Linked DNA regions of Homo sapiens: region 1 is linked to region 2. Evidence: chromatin contacts called from ENCODE Hi-C or POLR2A ChIA-PET data. All regions are on one chromosome and are shown on one strand. The core of a region is the stretch at or near the end of the contact, and the rest is flanking DNA. Distances in the headings are between cores, read along the strand shown.

Region 1 (3,942 bases), core at 550-3,049, 41 kb after region 2:
TCCTATCCCTTTAAGTTCATATCACACTAACCTTAAATCTTCCATCTTAAAGTCACTTCTACATCTTCTGAACCTCTGAGGTACATTATGTCCTTCAGAGGATGAAAAAATTTTACCTCATATTATACATATTATATATATAACATATATATAAAATATATATATTATATATAATTACATATATATTACATATATATATAAAATATATATATATATATTACATATATATATAAAATAAAACCTCCTCCTAATGGATTTCAAATTAAGTCAGTTCTCCCCATCTCTCTCTTTCTGAGACACAGTCTTGTTCTGTCATCCAGGCTGGAGTGCAGTGGCACGATCTCAGCTCACTGCAGCCTCCACCTCCCAGGTTCAGGCAATTCTTGCGCCTCAGCCTCCCAAGCAGCTGGGATTACAGGAGTGTGCTACCACCCTGGCTAATTATTTTTGTATTTTTAGTAGAGATAGGGTTTCACCATGTTGGCCAGGCTGGTCTTGAACTCCTGACCTCAGGTGATCCACCTGCCTCAGCCTCCCCAAGTGCTGGGATTACAGGCATGAGCCATCAGGCCTGGCCCTAACTACAGTTTTCTTAATCTATATTTTGGTTTCTATATTTGGCAAACAAATCTCATTATGTGCCTTGTATAATTTGTTGAAAAGATTAGAAACAGGATCAAATGACCTAGTAGGGGTGTCTTGTGTAACTGTTGAAAGGATTAGGAGCCTCATAAAATCACCTAGTAGAGTCTCTAGCACATGGTAGATATGTATCAAACAGAAGTTGTTATTTTCCCTTGAGAATAATTCCTGTTTTTTTTTTTTTTTTTTTTTAAAGAAAACACCCCATGCATTTCTATATGTAAATACTTGGGCATGACAAAAGAAAACGTGAATTAGTTGGATGCCTACACCTGTATACAGAATTACTTTGAATTCACAACTTCATCTGAATGTGACTTTGAACTATGATTTGAAGGAAACCTTTCCCAGTAGCAAGGTCAATGTGACTATAAATATTATAAAACAAGGTACAACGCAATTAAGACTCAACTAATCTCTAAGCATATAATTTTTCCTTGATAATACCTCTAACAGCCCAGGTTCAAAGTATCAACTCAGTGATGTGTGTGATTTCTCTTTAATGCTGAACGAATAATGTTACTTCAAAACTATACAAAATCTAATGCTCAATCCTTTACCCTTAACTGGGAAAGGATTAGATCTGTTAGAGTTCAGATTCAGTGTGTTCCAAAGAACACACCAAGTTCAACTTTAATGTAATAGAAATGCATGTGCTCTGGGACACTCAATATTGAATGAAATGAATGATTTATTTTTAATATATTCCACTGAAAATACATATGATATCATCTTAACAGGAACATACTTTCAGACCTTCTCCAATTTGGCATATATATTATTTTCTTGAACTACACCCATTTGATGGCTCCGTTATTACTGCTATTAACTACATACAACAGGTTGCTTTTTAAATAGGCCAAATGATAGTAAAACTCACTATATCCCTTCATATAATTGTACTGCCTACATAGAAGCACAGTCCTCATATTATTTAATTACAATACTGAACACACCACTTTAAATTGAAGAGGCATTAGGTGACAAAATATATATTTCTTCACTTTAAACATTTTAAGGATTTTTTTCCTCCAGAGATCACTATCTATTGCTGTTATTTTAAAAATTATATGCAGTAAGCTTCCTTATACCACTTCCAAAAGATGACTTCAACATGAATCAACAGAAATATTTTCCTAAAGTAGGTCATTGCTATAGCAACCAGTGGACGGTTTAGTATACTCCGTCACAATGACCTACTTACCAGTCTGTGCTAGAACAGCTTTATATAACTAGAATTTCTAGTTCTGTCTATGAAATAGTCCAAAAAAGGCAATGGTAAGATACAACATAATCCTATTGCTGCTGAACACAAGGCATTAAGAACATGTACCATGCCAGAATAAAGCCATGTGGTTCTGTATGCTAGTTTGTAAAATATATCTTACACACTCAGCAATAAAAACTACACTTACAATATCTAAACAGGAACAACTCATTGCTGACCCCAAAGAACTGATTCAAAGAATATAAACTAAAATCACTAAAACTACAAGGAGAATAACCTTATTATCCACATAAAACAAGAGTTAAATGTAGAAAAAACTAAAGTTCTGTATACACCATCATAAAGAAAAAAAATGGAGATTCTCAGTCATTAACCAAAGTCTATTATATTTTATTAGAGATTTAAAAAATATAACAATTTGTGTGTGTGTAAATTTAATAAAATTTACATATGCTCTTTTTTCTGGTTTGTTACAAATTTTTAGTGCTTTCATCTAACTTAATTTTACCTAAATTGTCTGGATATTTGTGATACACACTTTCCCTGAAGATAAGAGTTTAATGTTCAATAAAGATGAAATATATATTTTAAAAGCAAACTTTGCATTTGCCACACTCTAAAAGCCATAAACCAGTAGACCTATATCACTTTTTATAACTAATATTTTGCAATGCCCTCTTTTAAATCCTGAAATAAAAGACCTAGATAATATAACATTTCCATACACACAATTTTAAAGCATTAATATCATGCTCTAATTGAAACATATAGGAGAAATTAAAGGAAAGTCATTAATATTTTAAAAAGAAGTAACATGTACTTCTAGAGGTAAATATGTGGGCATGATATAAGGAGACAATGAATTAAAACTCAGTGTCCACACCTACATACAGAATCATTTAAAATTTAACAGCTACAAAACAGACTAACACAGTTGTGTTACTGGCGACTCAAACATCATACACCATGAGTGATATTGCCTTTGGTGATGTGATTTTCTGAAATATTGACCAAGACAGGAAAGTTCAGAAAAAAAAGCAAAGTACAATCTTTCCTTTATTTATATAGGTGATAAATACATTCCAGGGAAACTCAGTGTATATTAAAATTGTGTAAAAAATACCTACTGTTTATACATAAAGATTTAGGCTCTAGGTTCAGACAATTATGAATAAGTTTTTCACTTACATTAAACATCTGGAAGAACATTTGAAATTTATGTGTAACTCAGAAAAACTATTTTATTTACTTATTTACTTTAGAGACAGGGTCTCGTTATGTTGCCCAGGCTGGCCTCAAATTCCTGGACTCAAGTGATCCTCCCATCTCGGTTCCTGAATAGTCAGGACTACGTGCATGCACACTATGGCACCTAGAGACAACTATTTATTTTGAGGGATTACTCTGAGTACTGAAAGAAATCTTCCATTCTTGGCTTCTCCTTACTAATTCCACTAGCACCTTCCAATCATTGTGACAACTGGCCGGACACAGGGGCTCATGCCTGTAATCCTAGCACTTTTGGGAAGCCAAGGTGGGTGGATCACTTGAGCGCAGGAGTTTGAGACCAGCCTGAGCAACATAGGGAGATCTCATCTCTACAAAAAGTACAAAAAAACTAGCTGGGCGTGGTGGCGTATGCCTGTAGTCCTAACTACTTGGGGTGGGCTGAGGCAGGAGGATCAATTGAGCCTGGGAGGTTGAGGCTGCACTGAGCTGGCTGTAATCATGCCACTGCACACTGTACTCCAGCCTGGGCGACAGAGTGAGGTCTTGCCTCAAAAAAAAAAAAAAAAAAAATCAATCATTATGACAACTGAAAATTCCTCTACAAAATTTCTAAAATGTGTTTGAAGGAGTGATACTGTTAATTACTTCTATAATTTCAATCACTGATTTATGAGTCATACAAAGATAAATGAGGTTCCAATACTCACAGAGCTTAAAACCTAAAAAAGTAACCTGAATATGTATATTATGTAAATAAATACTACAGAACTGGCTATGGTAGAATAAAACATATAAAATACAAATAGATATCACTAATATGCTCTGAAAAATCAGGTGGGAGA
Region 2 (4,125 bases), core at 1,444-3,943:
TCACCACATTTCCAGGCTGCTCTTGAACTCCTGAGCTCAAGCGATCTGCCCACCTTGGCATCCCAAAGTGTCGATTACAGGCGTGATGTGGTTTGGCTGTGTCCCCACCCAAATCTCATCTTGAATTGTAGCTCCCATAATTCCCTTGTGTTGTGGGAGGAACCCAGTGGGAGATAATTAAATCATAGGGGTGGTTTCCCCCATACTGTTCTCATGACAGTGAATAAGTCTCATGAGATCTGATGGTTTTATAAGGGGAAACCCCTTTCGCTTGGCTCTCACTCTTTTCTTGTCTGCCACGATGTGAGATGTGCCTTTCACCTTCCGCCATGATTGTGAGGTCTCCCCAACCACGTGGCACTGTAAGTCCATTAAACCTCTTGCTTTTGTAAATTGCCCAGTCTTGGCTATGTCTTTATCAGCAGCATGAAAAAGGACTAATACAAGCCATGAGCCACCACACCCAGCCTTCCTTATCTCTTTTGACTTCTGCAGCTTTTAGCAGAGTTGACCACTTTCTCCTTGAAATATTCTCTCATTTGACTTCCTGGACACTCGACTTTTTTTGATTCTTCTCCCTTTCTATACTTCTCGCCACCCTCTATCTGTCTCCCATACAAGCTCACCTTCAAGGCTTGGTTCTAGACCTCTCTTCTTCTTACCTTACAGTCTCTCCCCACAGATCTTGTCCTCATCCAGATATTCAGTTCATCCACTTGGGATTCTTTCCAACTTCTTCTCAAAATGTGATCTTGTCAGTTCCCTGCAATAAACTTGCCAATGGCATTTTAGGATAAAGACAAAGTAAAATAAAACATAGAAATGCCTTACCATGGCCTACAAGGCCTCTTTGGGCTCTGCCACCACCCTAATTCCCATTTCCCTCTCCTGCACCAGCTGCATTTGCTTCCTGTCAGTCCCTGGTGCTCTACTGGTTTCTACCATGTGGTCTTTGAAGACTGTGGGCCAGATTCCATGCCCAAAATGCTCCAACTTTTAGGCCTAAGTGTCACTTTCTCAAGGAAACTTTTCTAACCTTCACGAATACATGAAGCCTCCTGTCCCCATTACATGATTTCATGGCACCATGGACTTTTACACTTGCGCACAAGTGGTACAACAGCTGCAGCTGTTCACGTGTTGTTTCTGTCTCAACACTACATGGACAGACTGGTCACCACAGTGTTCCAATGAACTGCTTCCCTATCCTTCACCCAGCTGCCTTCACTGCCTCTAGGAGGCATTCCTGGGCAGGTGGCCTTCTGTGTGCTCTTCCACAGCACCCTGCTCCGGACGCTACTGCAGCACTTATTATGCTCTTACAAGTTCTTCATTCTTCCAACCAGTAGGAATTTTGTTGCTGTTTGTTTGAAGTTCAAGCTGTGTATCAGGCATACTAGGCACAGATCTGCTAAAACAACACTTCTTCACACCTCTGTTTGGATCACAGATCAACTCAGAACCTGAGAGTCACAGACTCTCTTTCCAGAAGAAAAGACCCACGCTCACAACATTTCGCAAATGATTTTAGCAGGATTCATGGACACCCTGCAGCCCGGCCATGAATGACCTGCACTAGATTTACAAGCGTTGGGAAGGCAGGAACTGAACGGTGTTCTGCTTTATTCCCTGCACCCAGCAAAGAACTTGTTCCACAGAGAGACAAAATTAGTATTTGTCAGGTGAAACTGAGTGAACAAGTGGATGCGGTACATTAATGCAGTGGGTAAAACTGGGTTAGCAGAGCCAGACTGCCTGATTCCTGGACAACAGTTGTGTTGTGACTTGAAGAAGTTACTTCACCTCTCTGAGCCTCAGTTTGGCATCAGGAAAATGGTGATACTATCTCCTGGGTGACTGCAAAGATCAAACGAGTTAATACCATAAATCACTTAGAATATGCAGAAAACTCTTCACATATACTAAATCATTAAATCATCACAACAACTCATTTTAAAATGAGGAAACAGACGCAGGTAAAGGAACTTGCCCAAGGTTACTCAGCTAAAAAAAAAAACAAAAAACAAAAAACCGGCAGAATTTGGACTCAAACCCCACAGGTTGGCTCCAGAGTCCTGCCTGCTCTTAGCCCTGTGCCCCCACATATAGCAATGCTTTTGGTAAATGTTTGTTAAATCACAATGTGGGCTGTTCTAGGATGCTTGTTTCTTAAGCATTTTTGGGGAGTGAAATTCACTTCTGTAATACACAGTTATGGTTAGTATGGTCTTCTCTACACCACCACTGGTTTCAATAAAGTTCTTCTTTCGTAACACATATGCCCTGCTGCCAGTTTCAAATTGACCAACGTTTATAAGCAAGGAAAAACGAGGGTCCACGGAAGATCTCCAGGACCGATCAAAAGGCCGCACATTCACTGTGGGGCCTCCGCTTTTCCAGAGAAACCCGGCAGGCTGAGCTGAGCGTCTGGCGAGGCGTGGGGTTTTGCGGGCCCTGACCGCTGCGGCGCCGCTGGTGAGGAACACGCCCAGGAGCAGAGGAAGGGGGCGACTCACCCGTCGGCGTCAGCTCCAAGCAAGGCACAGGGAGTCCCGGGGGCCAGGCCCCGTCCTTCCCTCTCTCTCCGGCCAGCCTCCCCACAGTCCGCAGTCCCCGAGGCCTGGAGCCGGGATTTCGGTCCTCGGTCTCAAGAAGCTCCCGACAGTTCTCAGCAGCGCCAACCAGGCCATCAGTCCCTTCGCCCATGGCCAATCAGGGCTCGGGAGATGACCGCCAACCCCCGCCCCCCCAAGACACGCCCCCGCGTCCCAACGCAGCCAGTCAGAGCGCGGGACACAACTACGCGTCCCTCCCCGCACCACGAGGGCGAGTCGGAGTGGGAATCGGCTTTCCAGGCAGCCCAGCCTGTGCTGGCGGGGGCATCTGGCATTTTCACACCCTTTCCTTCCCAGCATTTTAGGAAGCGGAGTTCCAGTAGCTTTGACGCTTAGAAAATATAAGAAAAAAAAGAAGTAACAGAAACCGCTATATCTTTAAGATAGAGCCAATCACTGTTCCCAAAATAATTCAGTTAGGTAAAGAACCAACTTACAAAAGAAATGTTTAAAAAACCCCCAAAGTTCTTTGAAACACATCTGAACTCTTCCCCGCCCCCACCCTACCCCAGCAGTTAGCGACTGTCTTTAAAAGCCATTCTCCTTTCTCTCCCTCCTTGCCACCTTCACCTAAATACTCCCCTTTTCTGATAAACTGCCAAGTGGTTTCCATTCTAATTATTACCGGTGATGCCCAACCTCATACACTAAACACGTTAATTTCTCCTTAAAGCCAGGCTGAATGTCTCTCTCATTTATTTTCACATTTATCCATCCAAAAAACAAGTATTTATGGCAGGCCTGCTAAGTGCCAAGCATATTGAAACAGCAATGAGAAAATAGAGGGGGAATAAAACACATTCCCTGTCCTTATGGAGCTTACATTCTAGTGGAGGGCAGAGATATCAACAACTAATAACGTGACTAATCACACCTAGTTAAGTGTTATCGAGGACAGGGTGCCCTGAGCTGGGCCTGGTGATTCTGTTTGTGTGGAGTTGGAGTCAGGAAAACTGGTTTTCCCAGCTGGAGGTGTCTGCTGTCAGGTGTTCGTAGCACACTGTGCACAGTTCTGCCGTCGGTGGCACTGGCATACAGACTGCCCTCGCACCCTGTGGAGTGAATTCCTTGAGGCTACTGATTATTTTTTCTGTCAACAATGCTGGGCACACAGTAGGAACTCAGGAAATGTTAACTAAATCTTTGAGTCTAGTCTCACTATGCAGTTTAGGCTCAACAGGCTATATTGAGAGGAGCTCACACGTGCATTTAACTCCACTGAGTAGCAGCAAGAATCCTGGCTCCTCAAGATCACCCACCTCTGATCTCTAGGATATTCTAGAATGATCTGAGCAACTCATGTGTACAGCTGGGGGGTGTTTGTCCAGCAACTCCTGAGTTATCCGAATATAAAAACTCTATTATGCATAGATTTATTGCACACTTTTTCCTGAAATAAAATGATTTGGGGTCCAGACTAACCAAAGTGTGTCATTTGCACTTAGGAAAAGGAAATTAGGATACAGAAAAGGAAGTTAAGGAATGTAAACTCAGGACTTAGAACTGCAAG

What was found. A loop is a pair of places that touch in the nucleus more often than their neighbours do. ChIA-PET counts read pairs that join two places held with the same protein, here RNA polymerase II (POLR2A). Pooled maps may share reads with other maps.
Region 1: a map of gastrocnemius medialis shows a loop between it and region 2 (5-fold over the local background). The contact joins the enhancer-like site here to the promoter of MTERF2 in region 2. A Hi-C loop is called at or near these places in 10 of 168 maps with a recorded cell type or tissue (IMR-90, PC-3, ascending aorta and 7 more) and 22 of 50 pooled maps. POLR2A ChIA-PET finds 5 or more read pairs at or near these places in 6 of 52 experiments (AG04449, AG04450, BJ and 3 more).

Annotation. Positions count from the first base shown.
Region 1 is chr12:107,025,957-107,029,898 of GRCh38, forward strand. All of the region lies in intron 1 of CRY1 (cryptochrome circadian regulator 1), which reads right to left. Among named protein-coding and RNA genes, the nearest start is that of MTERF2, 41 kb to the left of the region's middle. Within about 2 kb of position 1,800, at least 8 of the 41 ENCODE cell types and tissues checked have a DNase peak (open chromatin) inside an H3K27ac peak, as active enhancers do; they include CD4-positive, alpha-beta T cell and gastrocnemius medialis, where a contact is called at or near this core.
Region 2 is chr12:106,984,453-106,988,577 of GRCh38, forward strand. MTERF2 (mitochondrial transcription termination factor 2) reads right to left here and starts at 2,694. Exons shown (of 3, transcript NM_001033050.3): 1 at 2,517-2,694; 2 at 663-773.